Linked DNA regions of Mus musculus: all the other regions are linked to region 3. Evidence: chromatin loops called from intact Hi-C (ENCODE). Cell type or tissue: left cerebral cortex. All regions are shown on one strand. Region 1 has its middle 160 kb from the start of Gm34306. Region 2 has its middle 23 kb from the start of Gm34244. Region 3 holds the start of Gm4258 (a long non-coding RNA gene). Region 4 has its middle 110 kb from the start of Gm34306. Region 5 has its middle 51 kb from the start of Gm34353. Region 6 has its middle 100 kb from the start of Gm34306. Region 7 overlaps Gm34306 (a long non-coding RNA gene).

Evidence for each region. Peaks named below come from ENCODE experiments on the same cell type or tissue, not always from the same donor. Only the 100,000 strongest peaks of a DNase experiment are listed, where the experiment ranks them.
Region 1: it touches region 3 in a loop (2.4-fold over the local background); 6 of 42 quality-filtered maps call a loop at or near these places.
Region 2: a loop joins it to region 3, with 2.8 times the contacts of the local background. A loop is called at or near these places in 5 of 42 quality-filtered maps.
Region 4: a loop joins it to region 3, with 2.9 times the contacts of the local background. A loop is called at or near these places in 11 of 42 quality-filtered maps.
Region 5: it touches region 3 in a loop (4-fold over the local background); 13 of 42 quality-filtered maps call a loop at or near these places.
Region 6: a loop joins it to region 3, with 5 times the contacts of the local background. A loop is called at or near these places in 11 of 42 quality-filtered maps.
Region 7: it touches region 3 in a loop (2.2-fold over the local background); 2 of 42 quality-filtered maps call a loop at or near these places.

The regions. Positions count from the first base shown.
Region 1 is chr1:137,604,228-137,608,227 of GRCm38, forward strand. No RefSeq gene overlaps it. Among named protein-coding and RNA genes, the nearest start is that of Gm34306, 160 kb to the right of the region's middle. In left cerebral cortex, no CTCF peak of the experiment used is centred here; DNase peaks (open chromatin) are centred at 1,814, 2,296 and 3,020; H3K27ac peaks cover 446 bases.
Region 2 is chr1:137,329,005-137,333,004 of GRCm38, forward strand. No RefSeq gene overlaps it. Among named protein-coding and RNA genes, the nearest start is that of Gm34244, 23 kb to the right of the region's middle. In left cerebral cortex, CTCF peaks have their summits at 1,798 (motif pointing right), 2,004 and 3,143 (motif pointing right); DNase peaks (open chromatin) are centred at 1,799, 3,187 and 3,426; H3K27ac peaks cover 1,058 bases.
Region 3 is chr1:137,896,359-137,900,358 of GRCm38, forward strand. It overlaps Gm4258 (a long non-coding RNA gene), which reads left to right and starts at 2,109. Exons shown (of 3, transcript XR_003948014.1): 1 at 2,109-2,427; 2 at 3,070-4,000. In left cerebral cortex, no CTCF peak of the experiment used is centred here; DNase peaks (open chromatin) are centred at 2,191, 2,687 and 3,990; H3K4me3 peaks cover 2,614 bases; H3K27ac peaks cover 2,604 bases.
Region 4 is chr1:137,654,955-137,658,954 of GRCm38, forward strand. No RefSeq gene overlaps it. Among named protein-coding and RNA genes, the nearest start is that of Gm34306, 110 kb to the right of the region's middle. In left cerebral cortex, no CTCF peak of the experiment used is centred here; DNase peaks (open chromatin) are centred at 2,060 and 2,244; H3K4me3 peaks cover 240 bases; H3K27ac peaks cover 523 bases.
Region 5 is chr1:138,043,220-138,047,219 of GRCm38, forward strand. No RefSeq gene overlaps it. Among named protein-coding and RNA genes, the nearest start is that of Gm34353, 51 kb to the left of the region's middle. In left cerebral cortex, a CTCF peak has its summit at 1,551 (motif pointing left); a DNase peak (open chromatin) is centred at 1,515.
Region 6 is chr1:137,662,431-137,666,430 of GRCm38, forward strand. No RefSeq gene overlaps it. Among named protein-coding and RNA genes, the nearest start is that of Gm34306, 100 kb to the right of the region's middle. In left cerebral cortex, no CTCF peak of the experiment used is centred here; DNase peaks (open chromatin) are centred at 2,130 and 2,710; H3K27ac peaks cover 1,773 bases.
Region 7 is chr1:137,785,113-137,789,112 of GRCm38, forward strand. Gm34306 (a long non-coding RNA gene) reads left to right here. Exons shown (of 4, transcript XR_878577.1): 4 at 2,987-3,051. Among named protein-coding and RNA genes, the nearest start is that of Gm34306, 19 kb to the left of the region's middle. In left cerebral cortex, no CTCF peak of the experiment used is centred here; DNase peaks (open chromatin) are centred at 1,707 and 3,888.

The sequences.
Region 1 (4,000 bases), 290 kb before region 3:
AAGTTGCTAATCACTCCCTTTTCTCTAAATTCAGAATAATGTCTAAATTATACCCTCCCAATGACTTTCAAAATGATCCAAGCCCTTTCTATGTTACATCAGCTTTTATTAGGGCCAAATATATCTTTATAACTATAACAATATTTCCCCTATGTCTATCATCTTGACCTTTGTGAGACATTTCTAGGACACTCCTTCATTAATGTCTTCCCTCAAAACCCCTGGCTGTGGTTTATATTTTCACTCTTCCAGTTCTCTTGTGCTCACATGTCAGTTCATTTTAAACACATCTTGATCAAACCAGTGTGTGAAAGGATTTTGTGAACGCAACCTCTCAGTGTGAGGAATACTCCCATGACTTCCCCTACTGAGACTACATTATGGTTTGTTTTGAAACTATGAGTATCTCAGCCATACTATTTAGGCAAGCACTTAATTTTCCACCAAACTTGTAAATACGTATGTATTTCAGATTGCATATTCAGAGCTTCCACTCTCCCATGAGGAATATCCAAAGTGCGAATAACTATTGTGCTATGTCCACCTCATCAGGACAGTAACTGCTCTCTCTGGGAAGAATCTTTGTGTAGCCATGCCTGTGTTAATACTCTAACAGAACAATGAGATCTATTTTCCATTTGTGACAAGTGGCAAGCTTCTTCCCTCTTGTTGCTAGCGTTTATGACTTACACATAATCTTCAGTGATTAGAGCTCAATAGGAATGTCATAGACCCCAGTGTGTCTGATAGGACTGTGGAAATAGAAATGAACTTGTAGGATGCTGGGTGACCAGGGCGCATCTTGTACCATCATCTAGAGCACCTTGGTCACTGTGTGCAGTGTGTAAGAGCTGGCCACCTCTGCGTGCTGATGCAGCCTCTTCTGATAGCCGAAGTTGTCCACACAGGTTTGCAGTCTATTCCATCATCTCAGATCCATTACATCCATCCATTACATCTTCTCCATAGAGTCACAGTCTTTTATATATTCTTTAGTCACTAATAATCAGTTTCTTACTTGTTTCCTTTTAAATTATGATTCCATTCATCCCCAGAGCATAATTTTATCTTAATAAGCACAAAGGATTATTAGCTAATATTTTTTACCATTATAATTTTTGCCACACTTAGGGACTAATTCGGGTAGGAGTATAAATGTTACATGACAAGATTAGATTGTGATTTCTTAGACATAGAAACATCAATATCTCCTGTATATTCCTCCCTTAACCTCTTCATGCATTTTAAAGTATAACATAGGTATGTAGTGAGCTGCTGTAGTAACAGGGTACTCTGTTGGCAAAGAGCCTAACTTTAGGGTCTGGTAGATACTTGAGTTAATAAGGTGGTTAGTGTACAAGCATGGGGACCCACATTAACTTTTCAGAATATATATACAAAAGCAGAAGTGGTGGCATATCTTATAATCCTAACTCTAGGGAGGTGGATGGGGCAGATCATTCTGCCTACTGACCAGCCAGCTAGCATAATCAGCAGGTCTCCTATCCTAGTGAGAGACCTATCTCAAAAGAAATAAATAGGTAGATGCCTCCAGAGGAAGACTATTTGAAATGACTTTAATGCTCACATAAAAGTATGTGGTGGTAAAAACACATAGAGAGTAGTGTGGTTCAATCAAGGTTTGTCTCTGGAAACCTCTTAAAATTTTATTTTATTTTTTTATGGATTTCGTAGCAAGCAGTTGTGATTTTCTTACTGGATATGGGCTACAGTGGAAAACTTGACTCATATTCCTTACCACTCGGCAATTTTCATGAAAAATTCAATTTGTTTTCCACTCAAGATCCTTCCCCCTTTTTATGCCTGTCATCTTCGATAATGAAACTCTGGCCTCTTCCAGATTGCCTGACATTTGCAAGTAAAAACAGACTTCTCGTCACCTAAAATTCTCCCAAGGGTAAATAAGAGAGAGAGAGAGAGAGAGAGAGAGAGAGAGAGAGAGAGAGAGAGAGAGAGAGAGAGAGACAGAGAGAGAGAGAAAAGTCAAACTAAACAAACCCCTACCAACAGAGTTTTTCCTCCCACTTTCCTTCAGGTGGACTGACCAGACGGCCGTGCCTTGGCTTCAGGGACGAGGTCTTCCAGCTCATCAGATGTTGCTGTGCTGCTGAAAGCCATGCTTCTCGTGGGGTCGTCATCTGTGGTCCTGGGAGCACCACATGCATTACTAATTCGTTCCCGGCTGTACACAGACATCTGCATTTTCTCCCCTCCCCCTCCCCTGCTACCTTGAAGAATGCCCATCATTGCTCATCTTCAGTTATTAATGTAGCTTGTTACATTGTTACAGGCTTCTCCAGCTGTCCTCAGAATGTATGCTGAATAAGACATGAGGAGGAGTGCTTTAAAAAGCTCCCCATCTAGGCAAGTCATTAGATGAATGTAAGTCAGAAACCAGAAGGAAAAAATCTCACACCCTGCTGTCTTCTTTGTTACTTGCTTGCACCATGAAGGCGATACATTTGCAGTACTTTGTTTCTCTTTTATTAGCAATAATAACATACATTCAGTTCCATTTTTTCCACATGCAGATTTATTTTTCTGAATGAAGAAATTAAGTAGAGATTTCCCTTGCTTCAGAATTGCATTAACATAAGCACTTATAACTGCTGTAAAAATGTCTACATCCTTTGTTATATTCAATCATTTGCCTTCAATTGTGCTCATAATTGCAGGTGCCCTCCCCTGTACTTACAGTTTCTACAGTCACAGGTAAAATATTTGAAATATAAAGAAGTGTCGGTATTTTTCCCAAACAACACAGAATAACAATGAACCACACATCATTCATATTGTAGTTGGTTTTCAAGTAACTCAGAGATGATTTAGCAAGTATGAGAGGATATATTTAGAGAGAGACTCTATTTAAATATTGCACAATTTATATAATAGACAAGTAGATATTTAAAGGAGCTCCATGAGATTATTTCTCTGAATATACTAAGGAATGATGGTGCTATATCACATGTGTGCCTATCCATTTGTTCATCCATGTGTGTGTGTGTGTGTGTATTCATGAATATGCGTGTATATGCATAAGTGTGTGCCTTGATGACAATGTGTCATCTAATTTTAGGTGATAGGTTGTTTCAGAATCTTGTATATATCTAGAATATTGAAGAATTACAAAGTATGTGACTACTCATTGCATCCTTCAATACAATTCAAGAACAACTTGTTTAATTGGATCTCATTTTATGGCACTTCGCAGATATGGAATGCTCTAAAATCAAAAGGGTATGGAAACCTTATGTAGAACAAGCCTACATATTATGTTTTTCCAACAATCCATAAGATCACTAGCATACCTGTAGCTGCAAATAGCTGAAAGCATATAATATTTGTCATACATATTTTGTATATTCAGGTATACATATTGACTCTTTAGACACAATGATATTGCCTACTTCTTAGACTACAGTATAGTATGAACTTAACTTTTATGTGTATTAGACAAATAAAAAAATGGTGGGACTGGTTTTCTTGAGATATTAGCTTTGTTTCAGGGATCTTCAGCCAAACCTGAATATTTTTACAGTGTAAGTGCGGTAAAGGTCTCATGCTTGATCAGGACTAAGTCATCAAAACAACTGGAAATCTGATAGAATTTCCCTCAGATTTGAGGACATCAGGCTGTAACCCCATGATGTCCCGTATCCAGTGTCTAGTACTTGAAAGAGCTGTTACTTTGTCTCTTTATATTTCTTCTTTCTATTTTTGTGCTTCTTTTCTCTGTATGACCTCCATCTAACCTCCTTAAAAATATTCCTTTATACCTTTATTTCTTCATATACTGAAAGCTAGCATATCTTTTTTCTAGAAATCACCAAGAAATTTTTTGTAACATAATACCTAAAATTCAACTGAAAGATGTTTATTAAATTGAACAGTTATTTAGAGCTAACCCTTTGTTATGTTAGTGTCCTTTGCTCTTTTTGTTTCTCTGATAAAAGATTGTGACCCAAACCAAATTGGGGAT
Region 2 (4,000 bases), 570 kb before region 3:
GACACTAAAGGCCTGGCAGAAGGCTGGGGCTGGGGCAGGTCACTTATTACTGTCTCCTTTGTGACTAAGGGACAATTTTTTCATCCCTAGTTTAGGGTAGAAACTAGTTAGGTAAAGCCAGGGAACACCTGGTATTCGTGAGGACTCTACAGGGTAGTTCTGGGTGATGAAATCAGATGGTAGATGTGTGAATCACAATGTGTCACTTACTGGCTAGGTGGCTTTGTTTTCTTCCTCTCATCTTCAAATTAAGTAAGGTTGTATGGAGTGTTAGTTGCTGGTCATACATTCAATTCTCAAAACGTGTCAATGCTTAGCACAGTACTGTTACATATCAAAAGCTCCATGTCAGTATTACTTAGCAATCTTGCTTGACTTGTGCAGTTTCACTAGAAAATAACTTAGGATAAGATAGACACATATCTGAGGAGTGTGTGTGCGTGCGCACACACTTGCATGCACACACATTGGTGTGCGTGTGTGTGTGTGTGTGTGTGTGTGTGTGTGTGTGTGTGTATGTGTGTTTAGGTGGTAGACCTCGAGGCCTCAAATCACTAACCATTAAAGCCCACAGCCATTATTCAGTCTATGTGACAAATGAGATCCAGAAAGCTAGCCTAGACTTATTGGCCAGCAACCAGTGATAATCACTACTTCAAGTTCAGTATCTGCTTTATTTTTTATTTTTAGATTGCGTGATAATATCTTAGTATAGTCTTATATGACTTTCATCTGTTCATTCTTTATTAAAATAAATTACCAGATACCTAGTTTGTACTGGTCACTAATGTTGGTTCTGAGGAATTTCGGAGCAAATCAGACTGGGTTGTATTCTAAACATGTTGGGAGACTACTCGGCTTGGGGTGAGGTTTAATCTGAATGCAACTCGAGAAGAAATCACCTGGTGCTGGAGAGATGACTTTGTGGTTAAGAGCATTTAACTGACTGCCCCTCCAGAGGAACCAGGTTCAATTCTCAGCACCCACATGGTAGTTTACAACTGTCTACAACTCTAGGTCCAGGGGATCCAATACCCCCACATAGACATACATGCAGGTAAAATACCAGCGTACATAAAATAAAAGTAAATCCATTATGAAAAAGAAGAATCACCCTGACTGCTCTTTGGAGAGTTTCTTCAAAGGAGACAAACGAGAGTCAGGGCAAGTGGACAGGAGCCCAGTGAAAAGTGACACTGACAGCAGGAAAAGAGCTAAGTGACAGGATTTGCAACACACCTGTGTGCTAAACTTCCAAACAATGCCCACAGTGAGCAAGGACTGCCAGTCTCCATCGCAGCCTCTCACCCTTGCACTTACTGCCGCTCTTCCTTGCCGAACCCATTAACAGGTTAGGGTGGATGGAGAACCGACTTCTGCCTGGGCCTCTTGTAAGTGGTTTATGCATCTGTAAAATGAGTGACTATGTCCCCAAATCTGCATTCATTTGCCCCTTCATCCCAGCCTAATATTCTTTTCCTGATGCTGAATTAGCAGTGAGTGAGAACCCCTTGGAACAAACGGTTCCACAATGGATCTCTGGCAGAAGTTTAAGATGACAACGAAACAAGAAAATAAGATTAGTGAAGGTAAGTCTTCCATTCTTGTTTAGTTCTTTAGTGCCAGTTTCCAGGACCAGAAGGGCCTCCTGTCTGTTTGTTTTGTCTCTGACTCTGTCTGTTTCTGTCTCTCTGTCTGTCTCTCTGTCCATCTTTTTCTGTCTCTCTCATCTGTCTGCCTGTCTGTCTGTCTATCTCTGTCTTTCCCTCCATTCTCTCATTTCAAGCAGAAAGCCAGCAGAGGGCACTGGTAACCCTGAACATGCAAGATATCTGGTGGAAAGTTCCCTGCAGAAGGGCAGCCCAGTGTTAAGACAGAGGGGGGCGGGGGTAGGGGAGGCTAGAGAAGTATAGGCTTCGTACTTTCATGTCCGTATTTTGTAAGTCTATTAAAAATTGGGAGAACCTTCTCTATCTCTCCTTTAAAATGCTTGAGAGTGGCTTCCCCAAAATATGATAGAATAGCATTGAAATACTTCAAGCAGAGTGAAGATGATTAACACTATATTATTCTGCAATTTTTAAATCATTTTATTTGACTCAAAATGTTTGCACTCATGTGGGTAGGATTCAGTTAGAAAATTGAAGTATGCTTTGCCCATTGAGAAATGGTGTATGCGTGTGTTTCCAAGTTTTAAAACCTATTCCAAAGCAGTTATATCCATCAGGAGTGTATAAAATACCTGCAAGTGGCAAGTATAATTACTTGTGCCTGTTGTTAAAAATTGAAGTTGATGTAGTTTTTAAGTTGGAATTTCTACCAATGTGTAACCACCACTTATGTGTGTATGTATATGTGACTACTATATTTATATGTGAGTCATGTAAAATATATCACACACATATTTATATTTTTCCAGAATCTGTCTTTGTGATGCTGCAGAAACTTTCCTAGTGGTTAGTGCTGCTGTGCAGTGGTCTCTTACCTAGATGGACCTATTTTTCCACGGCACCCAAACCTGCATGGCGCTGAGCTAGTTCCTTTAGAATGACTGCCCAATGCTCAGGTATGCCAAAGCTTTCAGGACTTCGCTTGTTAATGCCACAAAAAAGAAAAAAAAATTCATGCACACATGCTTGGAAGCTCTTGTCTGAAAGACCATGGATGTCTTTACTTCCAATTAGACAGTCACTAGGCAGCAAATACAGCATATGACTTATATTGAAGGGCTATGGGCTGCCTGTATCAACTGCTAGAACAGCTAACCTCAGCAACAGTCATCAAAGCTTTAATATAAGAAAACTATATGTGCAAAGACACGTGCGAAGCTCACTTTGAATGTGTTACAGACTCCAGTACTCAGGACAGTTGGCACAGATGGCCAGCCTGACATCAGACTGCTCCTTTTTTTTTTTTTTTTTTTTAAACCGTGACCAGTTCTGGAGAGTGCTGGACTAGAGACTCTGTCATTTCTGACAACAGGAGAACCAGAGACCCAGTGACATTCAAGTTTTGGCATTTTCCAATTTCTTTTTGGATGATTTAACGACCAAAACTGCTGCAACCTACACATTTTGCTTGTCTTCCTTCCTCCACGATGGAGCTAGGATAGGATATGGCTGTTCGTGGCTTTCTGCCTCTGGATGGCAGTAACTCCTGCTTGAATGTTCATGACCCTTAACTGTAATGTCTTAAAGTAAGGACTTCCCATCCTTTGTTAGTTTTCTGTCCAAAGAAAACACGAAATTTGCTTGGTCTGAAACACACACACACACACACACACTCCAAACAAGGAGTCTGTTTAATGTTAAAAAACCGATACCACCAATCCCAGGCTAGAAAGAAAATGAGGACTCAGGGAGCTAACCTAAAAAAACAAAAAAACTGAAAACCTGGCATTTGGATATTTCCATATGTTTATATGTGATTCATTTTCCTTCTTACATAAATTAACAAATGCTGCCGAGCCAAGCGTATTTTTTTTCCCTCAAGACAACGAGGCTCTGCAAAGCTCTAGGAATATATCCAGGCTTTGGGAATAAGCATGTCTACCACTAAAATTATGTGCTCTGATTAATATAGTCCATCTGGATTTTCTGACTGAGGCTTTTCATAGACACAAAGAATTAAAGAGCTTAAACATTAAATACAGAGCAGTGCACACATGGTAAATGTGGTTCTCTAACCTCCCCATGCTGTGGCTACTGCAGTACCGTGAACCGACATCTGGATAGGGCTGTGGGCTGTAATTTATTGTCCTGTAATATTTTCCCGGTCCTCCTCTTGCATGTTCTTTTAAACCTGCTGTTTCTTTTCTTTGGTTCTCTGTCCTAGCCTCACATGCTCCTGTAATGTTTACCTCCTACAGTGAACTAGGACTGAAAGCTCTTCCAACCTCCATTGCCAGCTCTGGGCCTTTGCACAGACGTGTTAGAGAGGGGTTTGTGGGAATCCCTAGCTCCAGCTTGTGGAACCTTTAGACAGGCATGGCTTTCTTATT
Region 3 (4,000 bases):
CCAGAGGAAACACAGTGCATGAAATGAACGACAACAAAAAAAATCCTTAGAGATAAAGAAAAAAAAAGTATACAGGACAAAAAAGGGAAGAATACTTCCAATGACAAGAAGCAGTGAGCTTTAAAATATTTCAGAGAGGATGACTTATTTGGAAGATTGAAATTTATAGGTGAGGTTTAGTAGCACAGAGGCATTTAATTGCCCTCTCTGAAAGAGTGCAAGGGGTAATGGCTGCCCCCTGACTTTCCCAGCTTGAGATGGACCCTTTGACTCCTGTTTTGAACATTTCTAGGGCTTGTTGTCCTACTAAGCATTGCATTCAAACATTTGGACCAGTAATAGTGGCCGGAACAACACTCTAGAAAACTCCAGGCTCCTGTGGCCATAAGCTACAGTTTGAACCTTTTGCAGGGCTCAGATGTAAATGTGGTTCCACAGTTGTCCTTAACCTGTGTTTCCAGTCCCTTATGGGCCACTTACCTGAATCTGAACCTAGCTTACATTGAATAGTGAATATCCCATAGCTATGCATAGATATTCAAATACGTTAGTTACACCAGGAAGGAAATAATCAAGGCAAATGATGCTGTGGACACCTTGGGAGAACTCCGGTGCTGTCTCTATAGACGAATAAGAGTTGTACATGTAAATGAATGAGTGCCACAGGGCACGAGCTACCAGCTACAGGACCTGGAGTAGCTTGAAGCTCATTTCCTCATCTATGAAATGTGAGCAACAGCCAACAACTTCAGGGCAACCCAAAGTTGGTTTTTTTAAGGGTGTGGCTGCTGGTAGATCAACTGTGCTCCAGTGGATGGCCCCATACCAGTGAATAAACTGGACTATGTGGCTTGTTTAAGGAGAGAAAACAACAGAAAGAGATACAAATGATGGGGGTAGACTGCTGAGGAGTTAGGTGGGGGACGAGAGAGTAAATATGATCAAATTATATCCTAAGAATTTCTCAAAATATTAATAAAATATAAGCAAAAAGCTAATGAAGTTACTGTTGTGAAGATGGACTAAAGATGTGAAGTCTTGTTACATCCGTGACATAAAGTAAGGCTCCCTTAAATAACGTAACTATTCATAGAGACATAAATAATGGGGTAAGATCCAAAAGATGCCATTGTAGGAAAGTGTGAGTTTCTCGTAGAGAAATGCAAGTAGTAAAAGAGACTGGGTTATCCTAAAGACTGACTACATATAAGAGTGACTGGCTCTTTGGCGGTATTGTCAGCAAGGGCAGGATGATGTTGCAGCAAGATTGCTTTCATTTGGTTTAACTCGGCATTAGTGTTACAAGGCAGCCATTATTTGTCAGGCATGCTTCGGTATTGAGAGAGTGGGATTCGATGATTTTATGGGACCTTAAGCTTTAAGTCTTGACAAATATCTCAGGTGTTTTAAGAACCCTGGTGTGTAAATATCCCCCTGGATAACTGGAAAATACAGTTTGTCTCCAAGTTTTATGGACATTTTATGTTGCTTAAAGAGGTAATTAAAGATGGAATTTGAGGGAGAAGAGTGTATTTCCTCATCCACGTTAGCTGACTTAGTTTGAGTTTCTCATTTAATTTCCCTGGCATTTTGCTTTTTTGATATTTTCAGCGTTACTTTCCCCTTGGTTTTCTACAGAATGAGCTAACGACTCAAAAAAAAAAAAAAAACCTTAATTCTGTTGCCGGTGTCACTCATGAATAATTCAGTATGTTGGTTTAGAACTGCACTAAAACCTTCTTAGTTTTTAAAATAAAATCAGAAAACTTATCATTGGAAGTCCTTGATCCTGGTGCTCCTCAGCCTGACAAATTCTGCAAAGGGATGCAATGATAATCTATTTCTATCATCACTGGAGCTGAAGGGAGAGCAGCAACAACAACATTTTTCTTGAAGGCAAATCACACACAAAATTGCAGGTCAAGGGGATGAAAAGGGGGGGGGGATCTTGCAAAAGCTGAGTTTCTCACCCCCTCCCACAGTCTCTGGGAGGGTGACTTCAGTGACTCCTAACTGATCTGTCACTGTGAAATCCTACAGTCATTCTTCCACACATAAAGGACAAATAGGCAGGAGAGGAGGATCTAAATGCTTTCAGTTTTAACTCTTCACCAATAGTGGAAAAGGCAGAATGCCTAAGCTATGGTTCTGTGGCCAATAGGATGGCGGCGTGTCTCTCACATGACTGCCTGCCCCTGCCTTTCGCATGGGCTCTAATTTAGTTCAATTCAGAACTGCAGATAGTACGGTGGAGCAGGGATGCCTGAGCACAAGTAGCGAGTTCCGAGTGACTTTAGGAAATGCTTCCCCCCCTTCCTGGGCATGCAAACAAGACTCTGCACCTGCACCGCAGTTTGTTCCGGAGAGAAGCCTCGGCTTCGCCCTGCAGGGACGAGGAACTAGAGCAAGAAGCAGCATTTGAAAATTGTAAGTATACATTTCTTTCCGTCAAGTGCGCTGATTAAAATAGTTTTCTGCCAGAAGCCCCAAATACTCGAAGATTTGCCAGGGAATCCTTTTATGCGTAGTTTGAAAGGTAGCCAAAGGGCAGGGAACTGTACCGGGGAGCATTTGTTGCATGCTTTCTTCTGTGAAAGATAAAGAATTAAAAAGAAAAGTAAGGCTTTCTGAAGAGTAGCTGTAGGAGACTCCGCACTGGGACACTGCTCCAGCATGCTGCTTTGTTCATAGGGAAAAAAAATGAAGGCACACACATGTGTACTTAGTTCTCTTCTTTTCGCTCTTTATGTCTAATCAGATTTGATTTGTCCCCAGGAAAAATAAAAGGCAAACTTTGCTGACTCCACTGGCTAGGGCACCCCACACTTTCCAGACATCTGACAGTTATTATAATTAGCCATGAAAGACTGCTAAAGACACTTGGAGGCAAAATAGCTCTTAAATCTGAACAATGGCTTCAAGCCAGGGCTTTCTTTTGATTCATTTTTGAAGTGTTTTAAATTTTACAATAATGACAGAGACTGAACTGTTTTTTGTTTGTTTTTTTTTTTGTTTTTTTTTTTGTTTGTTTTTTGTTTTTTTTTTTTTGTCCACAAAATGTGAAACGAGGTCCGGGCACGAGTGACGGCAGCTGAAAGTGGCCAGTGTGGAGAAGGAAAAGACAGCTTTCTGTCTTAGGAGCCAGGCCTCCATATAAAGATTTTTTTAAAATTCCTAATAGGGTGGGGTGAGGATGTGGGGGGTGGGGAGGAAGCATGCCGAAGCTTCTTCATAGAAGAATCCTCAAAGAATAAAATAATTTAGAATGTCTTCCTGCGGGAGGAGGCAAGGCTATAGCTAACATCTAAGTTGTATTTATGGTAAGATTTTTTTTTGATGGAGTTTTAAACAGAAGTGACATTCAAAGCAGCATTTAAAAAAAAAAAAAACAATTGGAAACAAATGGTAGAAATTGTTCCTGTTACTGCTTTCTTTTCATAGTCAACTAGGGTAATCCAGCAATGCTGGATTGTGTCTTTCCTTCTAGAATCATCTAAATCCTTAAAAAGTTATGTTTGGTCTCATAAGAAATGAAACTGCAAATCAGATCAGTGTGATTATGACTGATGAAGATTCTGAACAACAAAGACTCTGACAGAAAGAGAGTTTATAAGAACACACTGCCCTCCCCATTTTTAAAAGAGAATATTAACTCCATCAATTATTGAAAGGAATTATTCAGAGGCTCCAGACAGAACTAATTACGGCTTAGAGAGGTGCCAGAGCCGAGCCGGTGCTGTAATTATGAAAGTCCAAGACATTAGGAATCATTTTTTTTTAAAGGAGGCTTGAGCACAGAATTTCACATAATCTTTTAAAAATACACCAGTTTTTCTTTGTCTGCTCTCTCATGTTATCTACACCTCCCCCACTGCCGCCCACTGTGCGCTGAGACACCTGAAGGCTAGACATAATGATCAACAGAGCTCCAGCCTGTCTGGACTCCAGCCAGGTCCCCCCCCCCCCCACCCCCCTTCTACAATCAAGGAGCTTGCACGCA
Region 4 (4,000 bases), 240 kb before region 3:
GAGGAAGCAAACTCAGTTCTAAGCTCGTTTTGACTTGTATGTAGGTCTGATAAAGGATTTGGTGAAGAGGCTAAAAGGATGAATGGAGCACCTGATGGTACTTGAAGTGTGAAGTAGTTCATGTCCACGTTCTCATTTGCCCCAGAATTAAGAAAGCAGTATAACTGGATCTGGGAATGAGGACCAGGCCTGGATGTTACAGGAATTTCCTACAGTCTCAGGTGAGACATATTTAGAATATACAAGGGCTATGGTTCTGCATCACAGTCAAATTTAATCCTAACCACTTATCACTTAATTGTCATTTAAACATTCTTTTGAGGAAAGAAAGATAACTCTAATCCCAAAATTTCTGGACTCTTTCTTCCATTGCTTTGTGAATACTTACTGCTCATTTTATTAATTTTTTCTTTCTTCAGTGCTATCTAAGGTAACCTATATTTTGATGCAGTTCACATTCAATTAGATATTAATTAGCCCTTCTATATTATATTTTTTAAATTAAGTTAATTTTGTTTATATCATCACCTTGCTGGCTAGTTTTATGCCACAGGCTAGAGTCCTTGGAGAGGAGAGAACCTCAATTGAGAAAATGCCTTTAAACGACCAGGCTGTAGGCAAGCCTGTAGGGTATTTTGATAATTAATGATTTAACGGAGAGGACCTGGTCCATTGTGGGTGATGCCATCCCCAGGCTGGTTGTCCTGAGTACTATAAAAATAGACTCATATAGAAATAAAGGAAAATTTTAAAAAGGGAAGTCAAGTGGTGCAAGCCAGTCAGCAGCACCCCTCCATGGCCTCTGCATCAGCTCCTGCCTCCAGGTTCTGTCCTGTTTGAGTTCCTGCCATGATTGCCTTCAAAGATGGACTATGATGTGGAAACATGAGTCAAGTAAGCTCTTTCCTCTCCAACGTTGCTTGGCTCATGGTGTTTTATTCTAAAAATGGAAATCCTACGTAGGACACTCACACTTCATTCTTCCATCAAGTCTAAAATATAAAACCACAAACAAATAAACATACAAACAAACAAAGAAGCAAAGATGAGAAGATAATAAATTGCCCAGCTAGAGAAACTCCATAGCTTCTTAGTGCCATTCACTCCAATAAAAAAATAACGTACAAATCGTTCTTTGCCCTGCACTGTATTGTGCACAGAGTGGTCATTTCTCAGTCTTCCATGGAGAACCACAGTGACATGACTCCTTTTCACCATTCAGAAGATCAGTGCCCTGAAGTCTGAGAAGTTAAACTAAGTGTGCAAGCCATTGAACTGTTGGGACCAGAACTCGTACGGATGGGATCCTGGTGGAACCTGTTCTCACACGTGTGACTTTGACCTCTCTGGTATGTGACTCTAGTGATCTGATATGGGATCACTTAACGTGGAGGAAGCCTGTTTCTAGACAGTGAATCTTCGAATGTGGTTGAGACTCTATTCCTGCAAAGAACTTCATTAATTGTGTATTTATTAAAGAGCAGCTAAAGTCATTTAAAAGATTAAAACATATTAAGATCATAGTTTAAAAACTTGGCATTATGAAACAAACCATGAATTAGAACACAAAATGTAAAAATAACCACATTTATGATAAAAAGTTGCAAATAAAAATGATCACATTTTGATTTTTATTATTACCCAAATACTTCGTGTCACTACACCATCTCATTAACAGAATTCTACTGTTTTCCCTGGCTTATATAGTCATAATTTTGTTTGTTATTTGCCAGATGGATGGTGTGCTTGCAGGAGTAGTGAATAAAGAGTTGGAAATCTTTGAATTATGCATCACAGGGAACTCAACTTGGTGTATGCTTTAGTTCACTGTTAGGAGATAAAATGGATTACTACATAATTTTGATCTAGTTGTGGAAAACACCTATACTTATCATCATTTTAATTTACTCCTTCATTCCCCAGTCTGAAAAAATGCTAGGTGTTGAGGCAACAAGGGAAGGCTTGCTCTTTCTCAAGATAACAAAGGAGCTGGAATCCATCTCACAGCCCTGCTCGGCACTGTGCCCAGGTCATGCTTTGATTCATAACGGCATCCGCGAGATTCAGCGGAAGCTGTGCTTTTGTTTTGTTATGGTTTTAAAGAGGATATTTTGGTAGTAATTTTTGGTACTTAATTTGTAGCCAATCCTCCTTGATGAGGAACATAATAATATTGCAGAGCTGAGCTGAAAGTTTATCTCAGGCAGGCACTAAAACCTGAGACATGATTATACTCATGAGCTGCTGAATCTATTCTGAGGCTCTGACCTCATTTCCACCAAAATAGACCTACACTCCACACACTCAGAGGCTCACCGATGGCTGTTTAATCTGCCACATCATTTGAATATGAATACACTCACTTTTTAGACAGATCAACAATGCCCTTTTCTTGTTTCCCTTGCAGGTTCAAGTTTCCTTTGTTTGGTAGTTAGATCAGATCAGTAAGAATGCTATACAGTGCAAGCTGCTATGGGGCTGACAAGCAGTGACTGTCAGTAAAATTTCATTCATGAAAAGTGCTTGATCAGGAATTAAGCAGGAATTAATTCAGTGGATTTTTTTTCACAAAGCTTTTCTTAGTTGCGTATCTACAGTGCTAAACTGAAAAGAGTGACGGACAGAAGGAAGATAGAAGAGAGGGAAAGAAAGAGACAGAGACAGAAAGACAGACAGACAGACAGACACACACACAGAGACAGACACACAGACAGACAGACAGACAGACAGACAGACAGACAGACAGACAGAGACAGAAGGGGACAGAGACACAGAAAGACAGAATCAAACTTCATACTTCATCTTGACTTCATCCAATAATTCTTCAGTGGGTAGAAAACAGAGGAGAAGAGAGAATAGCTTTCTGGAGACTTGCTTTTAGACATCATCCTGTAAGTGTACTTGCAAAGTTCATAGCACAAGGTTACCTGGCAGATGATACGGTGAACAGTCACCATCATATTTGACTTCAATTCTTGAAGCTCAGTTTTTCTCCTTTGCCTCTGAGGACTGACTTATACTTAATGAAATTGTTTCAGTTTTTACCAACCTTCAAAAATCTCACTTTGCAGACAGAATATAAGGCTGCTTAGGTTGAACATAATTTATTACCAAATGATATAAAACTCTGTCATGATAAAGTGTGTGATAAACACACATGTGAGCTTAATCCTGTAAGCCATACTTGGGATATTTTGCTTTCCAGCATTAAAACATGACTTATTTTACATTTTATAATTTTGCCTCACATATTTATAAATTCCACCCAGTTCATCAGCTTGGAAAGACACATGTTGATTACACTTTTTATAAAACCATGGTTCAACCAAACATAGTAAATTCAGATGGTGCTGTGTGTGTTCTAGAACAGCGGGTTTGAACCTGATGGAAAAGCAGATGAACAATAGCATCATCATCTGCTTGCAAAGTATGTAACCCCAGATTCTCTGAATTCATTCTGTAACTCTATCAGTAAGCTCTTACTTATTCCTGTATAATAGAAATGTGAGTTTAATGTGATTAGTGATGATAACCCTGGTTTCTAGGGGGTGTTACAACATAAAACTAAAATATGAATAATTGAATCTGGGAGGCTAATAGGATTTTTCTATTGGCTATGCTATTCAGTGTTATTGTTTTTGACACAGAGAGAATGCTCATAAATGTTACCCTGTTGCACCTTGGGAAACATAAACCAGTGAAGTTTACAGCTGGCAGTTACAGATTGGTTTGGATAACCATTTGCAAAGTGTGTCTTAAGATAACTAGCGTATTTCAATATAAATTTCATACTGAAAAAGTACCAGGAAGCACTTTTAATTTGGTTAAATCTGAGAAGCATGCTCATCTTAGGGAAGAGAGCATCCTTCAGTTGGGGACTCAAGCATGAGATTTGAGATTGAGTCTCCTCTTAGTTTCTTGTGCCATAAATTGGTAACGTGACAGTAAGAGAAATAAGAGATGTACAAGCCTTTGCTTTGTTTGAAGTTATATCATGAAG
Region 5 (4,000 bases), 150 kb after region 3:
CTAGAATCTCCAGGCAAGTGTTTCATCGAGAAAATGAGCCTCACACATATTAAAGGGAGACTGCAAAGCACAGAGTAGCAAAATCAAGCAGGTTCCTTGAGGAGATGCTACCGCTGCCCTCCCTCTTACATAAGGGCAAAGAAACAGAGGCACATAGAAGATCAACCCCCAAAGTGGAGAGGCAGCAGCAAGGTCACAGAAGACCGGGATCGCAGTGCAAATGAACAGGGTGCCAGAGTGTTCTGCAGGGCTGAGTTAACGGAGCAAACACGAGCGTTGTTTTCAGTGTGGTATGTCCTCAACACTATTCTGGAGCTGTCACCAATTAATATTTTCTCACCTCATTTTCACTCATTTTTTGTTATTTTCTAAACTGTGGAGATATTTGAGCTGGAAAAAAGTCTAATGCTTGGATAGTTCTGAAAGGACTTGTCGGCCAGCCTGTTGAGGCAGAACTTCTGTTGGTCATCAGCCCAACAGAGTTAAACTGGGGGCTCCAGAGAGACAATAAACAACCCTAACACAGCATGAGACAGAACTGGGTTCTCCCCTGGAAGCAGTTATGGGGACACTCCCCCCTCCCCCCCAGAAGTCACACCATATTGGAAATTGTGGCACACAAAGAGACTTATGAACACTCGCTTCTCCAAAGCCTGCCTTGCCCTCGATTCTTATTTACTATTGTACTTTGACCCAAGTCACTCTCCTGCTTCTAAAACCACCCAGAGAGGACTCTCCATAGTCTTCCCTGTGCTCCACCTGCCATTCCATAGGTTCCTAAAGGTTTTGGCAAGGAAGGCTTGATAAAGTTTTAAAGTGTCAAGAGGCACATGACAAGAGACTGCTCTTGATGTAATCCTGAGACTGACAAATAAATGAGGTTGATATATATAACATTGCAAAATTTGTGTCAGAGAAGACGATCTAGTGTGGGAATCACACACACTGTCATGAACACATTTGCAAACACACTCACCGACATTCTTACGCACACCTGTGTTGACACACACACTCACACACATGCACACTCTTGCAGGCACACTCACACATAAACTTACACACTTCTAGTCACATACACTTACCCACACGTTTGTACTCACATACACAGAAGCACTCAGAACTCTTGCACACATACACACACTTGAACACATTTACACACACACACACACACACACACACACTTTGCAGGGAGGCTAGTATTGTATGTAATGACAGATAGGAGAGCTATGTGAGGAAACACTGGCCATAAGTGTCGCTCACTCTTGGGTGCCTCATGTCAGAGAGTGATCCAGCAGTAGGTTCCCATGAGACATAATTGGAAATGCCATGCTGGTCCTGTTTGGGAAGACTGTACAAAATTCAAGCTAAAGTGTTTCATCCCACAGGAATAATCTTAGTTTATTTTAGAGTGCCATTCCTGTCAGCAATATCAGTGACACAATATGCATGCACACCCGTAAAAAGCACCATACAAAGGAATACTTAGAAGCCCCACCCACCAGCAGAAGGAAACTATTGCAAAGGTTTTAGCGCACCCTGGTGGTCATTATGCTTTCTACATGGGGCGAGGAACAGCAAATATATCTGCGCAAAAAAAAAAAAAAAGTTTCATTACATGATTATCTCTGAGTATATTCGTACTATTCCGTGTCCTTTGAAATTAAGCTAGAAGCATAGACCAGTAGAATCAAATATTATTTCTAACATATTCATTCAGCCTTCAGTCAGCAGGAAATATATATTTCCAAAGTGTTCTTGACAAAAAGTCCAATCTTATTGTACTTATTGTGGACTTGAAAAGCTCCTTCCATAGAATTCATTTGAAAATTATTTGAAGTGATAATTTCATCTTGAAATTAAAAATGTGTTTTAAAGTATGTTAACATCTATTTAAATAACAAGACTCAAATCCAAATTTAAAAACTGAATAAGCATAATACTTTGTTTTGTTTACAGGTAACCCATGTACAGTAGGAAAAGTTTAAAATAATTATGCAATGTGCTCATCTTATATCTATGATCACATGCTAACAGGGCTGACGTTGTCTACTTGCTGTCTAGAATACTTATGCATAAACATTTATGCAACTTTATGTTTCATTAAAAAAAAACTTATTCTCAGAATGTGATAGAATAGCCAACATTTGTCATTATGTCCCAGATAATTGTTCTGCCTCCACCTAAGCTGAGATTGGAATCTTGCCTCCAGCTCAGTAACGACTCATTTCCTAGGGAAATTCAGAGATTTATTTTCTCCAACATTTTAGATTTTATAATTTAGTGAGGTCAGATTTGTTTAAAAATTTTTAACCATCTTCCAAGAACTCCTCTTCTCTCTCTCTAAAAAAAAATCCTCTATAGTCCCTGATGAAACCTGTGAGACAAGTATGTAAATAAACCCAGGGTCTCTGTGGTACATTTATCAGCCCTCAGCTGTGATCCCGGTGATCTTTAAGTGTCCTTTAATACAGGATTTTCAGAGATGAGATGATACTTTCATTTTTAATGAACACATCAGTGCTTCTTTTTGGGTTCATAATTCCAACTCAGGTATATATATATATATATACACACACGCGCGTGTGTGTACATATATGTATATGTACGTATATGTGTGTGTACATATACGTACATATATGTGTATATATCCATATATATGTATATGTACATATATGCATATATATACACACACCTGAGTTGGAATTATGAATATATATAATTTTTAAAATTAGATGTTTTTCTATTGAGATGGGATTAAAATATCTGCTGTACTGTGTGATGGGCTAGCTCAACATGAAAACTTTCCAATGTGCAAACTGGTTCTCTTCTTAATCCTACATTGAAGTCATTCTTTGCTTATCACCCCTTAGTTCTCACGTACTTAGAAGCTTTCTTCTATCAAAGTGAGTGATTATTGAAAATGGATGCTTCTCCTGGTTGGACAGAAGACTCCTTCTTGAAGTCTTATGCCTTATGCTAAGCTAAAAGTCCAGCAAAGCCTTTGGACTGAGCCTTATGAAAGCCTCCTAAGACTGGAACCACTGATATCATATGGATGAAAGGTGACAAGACTCTTAGGAGTTCCTTCCAAGGTCCCCCCTTTTGCCAGAATTCAAATTTCCACCATAGAAGAGGTGAGCAAGTACCTGTGATATGATCTCTTGGCAGGACAGCTTCCTGTAGTCACCTATGCTGTCCTGAGAAATTCTGATTCACTAAAGTAATCAGAATGTGCTGTTTGTGGTTTTAACTAGGATGTATAGATATTTCTTTTTATCTTTCCAGGGAAAGCCACACACACACAGATAATCTCACCCATAAAATGCAGCTTCTCATCAAATAAAATGTTAAAGGTCTCCTCAGTAATGAAGTCACTGAATGGGTTTCTTTGACCCGGTGAGCATTACATTTGTAGTAGGTGTTGTATTTTGACGGAACCATGTGATCATTTGGGTGGGGTGGAATCACTTAATGTGTAATTGCATGGAAGTTAATCAGATATTTGTTTTTGAACAAGTCCTAAAGGGTGGGGAAAAACCCAACTCCTAAGGCATTTTCTAAGGGGTCGTATTTTATTAGCTGACTTAAGATACTCATACCTCTTACCTTAAAGCTTGGTGTGTAACTCTTTTGTGTAAGGTCAGCACCTGTTGAAGGGGATTCAAATGATGGTAGAGCAGTTGCTTCCTTCAGGTGAAAGTCTTCAGTAGCATAGGCCACGGATGGACAGAGCTAACTATCCAGTCGCTTCATTGATCTTTCATTCAAGGTTTTCTCTGAATTCCCCTAACATCCAACTCGATTTCTCTTCTCCTGGTGCGAGGTTTTGTCATTTTCTAGGCCAGTGTCCCACAACCAAGTAATACTCAATACTCTATTCAATAGCGAGAGGTTAACGTACATCACAGAGTCCGATTTCTTCTTTGCATTTTTAAATAACCTTCAATAAAATATTCCCTAGCCTCGCCTGTGCTCACTGAAGTGTGGCCTCTGTGAAGGT
Region 6 (4,000 bases), 230 kb before region 3:
GCTCATTATTGGTAAGACAAAGAAGCCCACGTTCAAGGATAATTAAGTCCTGGTCTGTGGACTCACCCAAACTGGCTATCTTTATACACCACATACTTGCTTTAATTACCCCACCCCCCACCATAGGCACACAGGATTGGAGCAAGCAGACCATGAAACTAAACCTCAAAACCATGAGCCAAAGTGAAATTTTACTTTGTTAAGTTGTGAGAAAGTATTTTCACAGTGAGAAAAAGGTCTGACTAACACAATAAGCATGTGTGCTTGTATTTTAATTTTATTCTATAAGCATTTAAGTGTCTCTTAACTGGCAGATCATTAAAGGGTCTAAAAGAGTGATCCTACTGCTCTGTTGTTTAAGGAATATATTATAAGGCCCCATAGGAATTAGATATAATTATAACAAAAAACAGTGTATATTAAATAATAATATTTATCCAAGAGTAGTAGGATGTAGTCAATGTACGTTAGAGGAGACAAGAGATGCTTTTCAAAGGCAGGTAGCATTTCTGTTGGAAATTATGGAAGACTGTACTAATAGGCGCTGTACTCTAGTTACTAATGAGATTTCTGTTGTTTTCAATGCAATGCAATGTCAAGTGTTTATGAACTCAACCTTCTGACCAAGAGGCAAATTCTCACAGACCTTGATCCTCCTATCTTTCCCTTCAAAGCCTTTCTAGACACCATTTTCTTAACTATCTTCCCATATTCATTCTAATCCCACAGATACAATAAACATCTATTTATGTATTCATAGCTACTTCTTATTCATCAAGAAGAATAGAAGTTTTTCTTGTCTTAATTATCAGTTATGATACTCCCAGGGATGATAATATTCCTGTTTGTTGAGGCCAGCCATGGTTATTTCTTTTTCCTTAGGCGGAGTATGTGATGCAGTCAGTCAGGGAGTAATCCAGAAATGCTGGAGAAATGTGACATTTTCTGCCTAAATAATGGTCATGCTATGCCATAATGATGAGAGCTACAGTCATTTTACCACTTCGAAGGAAAACCTGTTAGGATTCAGAGAAGTTAATTTAACATATTACCATCCACCCAGAATCCACCAAGTCTACACTTATACTTTTATTCTAGTTCCTTGGCATTGGTGATGATAGTTGTGCACAGTGTAAAAGCTACAGTTGGTGAGTATTTTCTTACTTGAACTTTAAAAATTTCACCATACATCTCTTTTAAAGCATAGCATTTTTCTGAGAGACAAACAGACTCAGAGATGAACATGGCCAAACATACATACACAGAAATAAAAGAATGGTTCTAAGAGGGTCAAATGTTGTGGTATGAACATGACAAAGGAATGACAATGAATGCTGGCCATATCTAGATGATGAAAAGCATTGAGTTTTAAATGAAACAATGTGTTCAAACGTTATGATCTTGTTATGTTCTTTAATGAGATAGTCTTATTCTGCAGCCAGAATGGCCTTGACCATACTGTATTATAGCCCAGGCTTCCTACAATCCCATTGCACTTCTCCTGTCTCAGCCTCTCAAGGACTGAGATTTCAAGAGTGAGTTGCTATCTGGCTTCCCTTATCTTTTTCTTTTTAAAGCAAGAACCTGGTGATGTGTATTTGGAAGGAAAAACACATATCAAAAATGAACTAACTGCAGAAAGTTTGGATATTCTGAGACATATGTAATTCTGGCAATGAAATACAGCTGGATTTGCATGGGAAACAGTCACAGAAATCAAACCTGTTAAATCTGACCAGCAGGAAAGTAGTGTGTGAGAGAGGACGCATGAACACAAGTTTCCACACTTGCTAATTTGAGGGACATTATAGCATATATAGGGGAAAAGACTAGAGAGGAAAGATTAGGGAGTAAGATAAGAAGTTAAATAGAATACAGTATTTTTGGTATAGTTTGAATTTCAGATGTCCATAAGATGAATAAATGAAAACACTCAGCAAGCCTCAGAGCCTATAAACCATACACTTTTTTCTCAGTCTTCTGAAGTTTTCACTCAATTATCTCCAATTTGTAAGGGGAACAACCAGATGGGTCTACCCCAAGTCATTAATAGATTTAGTAGGAAAAAGTAAGAATGTGATTTTTATAAATGCTTTTATGAAAGCAGATCTTACAGGCCCTCCACATTCTTGGGAACATCTTTCCCACCCACTCAGCCACCAGTCACACATACCATTCTACCCTATTCAGGCTCCAACTAATTTTAATGGGTATTAATTTTCTATGCTATTTTAATTTTCTAGAGTACCTGGGGGAATTGTGCATATAATAATGTGTAAAATCAAATCTGGAATCTATAGAAGTGGATAAAAATTTAAACACTTCCAGAAATTCAGTCTTCAGAGTGTAAGGTTATTTTAAGTAACGGAGAGCATAGATCTGAAAATGCTTATGTCTAAACTGGAGCAAATGGAATCACTAATTTGGTTTTTGTTAAGAGGAAAAGTATCTCAGATTTTCTAAGTCCTCTTCCCTCCCCCAAATCAAAACAAAACAACAGACACCAGCAACATTTGCCATACTGGGATCCCAGTGTCTCTCCAGCCATTCTTTTAGAAAAGGGTTTTCTACACTTTAAGAGGTTTTTTTTCCCATGGTTTTGGTTGTTCCCCATATGTTTTGACACTTCTCAGAGCATGACTTCAAAGGGATCTTCCTGCTGGAAAATTTGGGTCTTTAAGCTTCAAAAGGAAAATTCCATAACAGTGCTTCAGAGACCTGGGCAGGAAGTGCTTCCCATACTCGTTGGAAAGGAAAATAGAGTGTGTCTATGTTTTTGTGAAACTTAGGAGGTCATTTTACTTATAAACGCAGCCTCATTCTTCATCTCCATGAGATCATGCTTGTACTCCCACCCCCATATTTTCTTTCTTTCTTTTCTTTCATGGGAATGTCTCCAGGCTCCCTTTGCCAAGAGGCCGTGTCTAGCATGTGGAATCTATAGTATTCAATCAGGAGGATGAGATTGCTATTGCTCCCTGTGACTATCATAAATTGTACCCATTGAAATTCACACAAGGCAATGGGCTGTTCTATTGATTCATATTTACTCCTGTGTATGAATTTTACATTCTACTGACTGAAAGAGCTCTTCAAACTGTAGGAACCTAGTTCTAAATTTAAGAATGTAGAAATGCTTTAGTTTGGGTAAGCCAAACCAACTGATGTACAAAGATAAAGTTATGTTCTATCACAATCCCTTTATTAAAAAATCTGGAAATAGAGAACACTCTAGTTTTCAGATTCCTGTTTCCAGCGTGAAACCCCAGAAGTCTCTGCAAAGTATGGCATTACTCTGCAGGAGGCATTCCTAACTCCAGATCAATCATTGCTCACAAGCACTAGCAAACAGTCTTGTCTATGTTTCCCATTCATTGTCTCAAGTTGAAGGTGATCTAGGAAGGGCAAGAAATGGAAACCTAGGCGGGCATGAGCTGTTACACATAGATCCAAAACCTTCTATGTAGACATCGGCGACTTAGAAATTGGTGACTAGGCCGTAACCAAGAGGTAGGTTCCAAGAAAAGTTTGATTCTGGACTTTAAACTAAAGGAAAGTAATTTTTATAAAATTTTTCACTTGAAAAATGCTTGCCATATTGGTTGCTCACTCAGATACATAATTTTCATCTACCAACTCTAGGAGTCTTCTTCATTTAGATTCTCTAGACAATTTACTTTTAGATAAATGTTTAAAATATAGTAAGCATAAAAAAAAATGATCTTGAATCACTCTCTGTGATCGTTAATATTGTTGACTTGACAGACTCTAGAATATTCTAGGAAACAAAGCCCATGTGGGTCTGTGAGGGAGTTTCTAGCTTAGGTTGACTGTCCTGAGAAAAATCTTCCCTAAATGTAGGCAGCATATTTCCCTGGGCCGTGGTCTTGAGTGGAATGAAAAGCAGAGAATGAGCTTCAATGTTCAGTGTTCTCTTTTCTGACTTGATGTTCCATATGTTTTAACTTTATGGATAAACATATTCACTGTATATAAAATT
Region 7 (4,000 bases), 110 kb before region 3:
AAGATAAGAAATATAAGCACATGGGAGGCAGAGACAGGTGGATTTCTGAGTTCGAGGCCAACCTGGTCTACAGAGTGAGTTCCAGGACAGTCAGGACTACACAGAGAAACCCTGTCTCAAAAAGAAATATAAGGATATAATCTATGTATTACCTAAATATTTTGCTTGCAGTTTTAATGGTTGGATGTATTTTATAGTATCTACAATATAACTTTGTAATATAAATCAGATAGATAGATAGATAGATAGATAGATAGATAGATAGATATCGGTGAAATACTGTTAAATAAACCAGTCACCTGTCATGTTAATGTGCTGTGCTGTGGAAGAATTGAGTGGGAAGCAATGTGTTCATTGACTGAAAACTGGAGTGTCTTCTTTCAATGATGTGCCTTTAAATAGATGAGGGTCATGTTATACTCAGTTTCTCTTGTTTGTAAATTATTAATACACCATATTATTACTTCCTTTTTGTCCTTCTAACTGTGTACTCTTAAATATACATCCATAGTGTATTGTGTTATGTTAGCACAGTCATTCTTTACCCACTAAAATTATTACATTAAAATATTCCAATTAGTCATAAAGTTATTTGACAATTTTCATTGTTCAGCCTCTGCAGGCTATGATTCCTGGTGGGAATCAACAAACTCAGTGCCAACCAAAACTGTCATTTCACCTGTTAGAACGTTAGTTTTCCAAGGACATAAGATTAGGCAGGTAACTTAGGCCTCAGTCTTATTATACAATAGACTAAGGTTTGCAAATTATTCAGGATAGTTTGTAAAGTAGTAGAGGTTGCTAGGGAGGGCTGAAACCTGAATATTGAGCAGCTTAACAGGACCATTATGGAAGCCAGACTATTCAGAAGAGTGGAATGGAGGAAGCTCTGAAAGAAATAAAATCACACATCTTTTTCAAAAAGGGGAAATAAAACTGGAAAAATTACCTCTGAAGACTTATTTGAAAATCTAAACCCAAACTACAAACAGAAACACAAAGACTAATATAACATCCTTTATGAGAAAGAATAGTTGATTATTTACCTAAAATATCAATTAACTATGTTTATAAATGAATCAGCATTCAAAATAACATGGATTGTGTTCTCAAGAGTTTCTGCAAATATAAAATCATTCATTATGAAAATTAATTGTATAATATTTTACCTTAGATTGGCTAATGCAAGGAGCTAATTTATGTTAAATTATGAGAGATTGTGAAGCCAGGAACTTTTCAAGAGATAATACATTATATGGCACACCACAGGACCTTTTATGAAACTGTAAAACACCCTAAAGCATTCTAAAGCAGTATCCATGAATAAAGACTGAGAACCAAGGAAAGGGAGGCAGGAAGAGAAGTGTATACCTTGAACTTGTGTCTGTGGTGTTAGGGTTCAGAAAGAGACATGAGACACCCAATTTCTAGAGATGATGCTTAAGAGACACTTTCCAGAATGGAAATGCAGTAAAAAAATATAAAGGATTTTTCACCACGGAATATATAGATGCCAGGGTAAGGTTGACTGTCACTGTACCACAGAATCTCTCTCATTTGCTGCAATTTCAAATCAGCACTTGAGGAAATTTCTTCCCAGAGCTTTAGTTGATCATCAGCAACACAAATAACATCAGTGCTTTAACAGGCTCACTGGATGAGGACAAAAGTAGCCCATGCCAAGTTTCTCTTAGGAATAGTTTAGCTGTTTCCATGTGAACACTCCAGGCCTCCATGGAGAAGAGGGAACTGCTTCATGACACTGACTTGCTAAAGACATCTTACAATGATGAAACTCTACCCACAGTGCACTACACAGCTCCCTCCCCTTCTGCTCACCCTCAAATCCCAATGTCCATCCTCCTGCAGCCAGGAGAAGTACAGTACTACAGCTATTGCTTGAGGGACTACTGAGTCTGCCTTAGGGGAAAGGGATCCAGTTACCATCCAGTAGAAAGTTCCTAATTATCTGGATTTTATAAACTCTCTGTTAGAGAAGTATACCATTTATTTATGTATTTATTTAAAATATGACAAAAAAGAAAAAAACAAACAAACAAGAAAACCCACCCTTTAGCGAAGCTCTGACCTCTAATCAGTTTCCAGCATGGCTCAATTTCCCAAGCATTCCTGACTGTACATGAACACATACTGCAAGCACACACATATCTTTAAAGCTGTTTTCCCTGAGGCTGCCCAGTGATGATACAGAGAAACTCCTTTGCCAGAAAGGACAATTTACCATTGTGCTTTGAGTGATTATTTTTTCCCTGAAGAGAAAATTATATTGGGCAAAATGCCTGTAGAATTGTATACTTTATATGTTAGGACAAGAACTTAAGACTATTTCGCACAAAATGTTAGCCCTTCAAAACAAATGACACGATTGGATATTTCCCCACATTCAGGTTTTAAATAGAAAAATGACTTCCTGTGAGGAGTTCTAACATTGGCGCTATGATATTTACATAGATCGTAAATCTAATATCTCACAAGCATCCACTTGTTCTTTGAAGAAAAGTTAAATAGCATCTCAATAGAGAGGGAGGGATGCCTAATGCAGGCTAGGTATTTTATGTACGGCCCTTTCCAAGGTGCTGTAAATGCATCCATCTTTGCAATTAATGCATTTATTTGTCTATAAGATGCCAAGGATCCATCCTTTTCTCATTTTAATTTCAAGTTTCTGATGAGATATGCTAACATTTATGGCAATTTTATCAGTAGGTTAAACATTGCCATTAAATTGTTAGCTATTTCCAAACACAGACAGACTCTCCCTAAAGAGCTGTGTGTTGTTAGCAAAGCATCAGAAGTTGGCTCTGCTGACATTTGATAGATTTCTTGCCAGTGTTCTCTTCTTCCCCTGTGCTGATGTCCTCCTTGCCTACAAAGCTTTATTTCCTTTTGAAGTGGAGAAGAAAACTTAAAATCTTTACCTCTATTTAACTGTTGGAACGATTATAATTTCTGCCCTTCCTTTCAGTTGTGACTGTCACCAACAACCGGCATCTTCCCACCTTTGACTTGTACGACGGACATGGCCAAGGCACAGCCATCTTCTCCTAGGTGAGACCCCCTTTCCAGTGGAGGCTAGACATCAGCATGTCTGTCTTCTTCCTGCATTCCAGGATCCTCCTTTGCAAAGCTCCTTCCCCTTACTCTATGTGTTCAAAGCGCTGCAGCAGCCTCCCTTCCTCTTTGCTACTGAATCCGTTTTCTGTCATACTGTACATGGCCCCTATGGCTCCAAAACAATTTGTGTCCGTGTATCAATTCCTATTGCATTTAATGCCTATATAGGCTTCTGAAATATATGAAAATATTATATGACATGCTCTATGATATTCTTTTCCAAATAAAACTTACAAATATAAGTTGTGCACAGACATGATGGAGAAAATGTCAGAACAGCAATATAACTCAAAGAGAAGAAAAGTACAGGAAATTAATTTGGAGTTAAATAATATAACTTAACAGGTAAGGGCTTAGGAATGTTTTGAACAGAAAAAAATTGTAGTTATTGCTTGCACCTGTTTATCATAAACACGTTTTGGACTTAGAGTGTTAGAAAGTGTCAGATGCTCTTTCCTATAAGAAACAAAAGGAAAGAAAGGTACAGGGAGCAGCAGACATCAGTATGGGAAGGAGAATTTGAAGTGGGACAATGTTTAACCAACACAACTCATTTGTACATGACAAGAATAAGAAATAAATGAGCAGAGTGGAAATTAGCCAAGCAGAACTTGAGATGGCTGTAGTGGAAACAATCATAGCCGTGTTCTATAAAGGGATGGAGGCGTTTTTCTAAGTATAGAATCAAAATCTATGCTGTTGCCTTGTGTGGGGGAGTGATAAAGTATCTCAGAATCTTAAATGCATTTCCTGCCTTAAAATTCAACCTCAGATGGAGACATGTAGGCACCAGCACTTAAAGTTACCCCGTTCTCTGCTTCAGTAGGCAGTAGGAGCTAGAGGATGGGCTGGAAGAAGAAGCAGT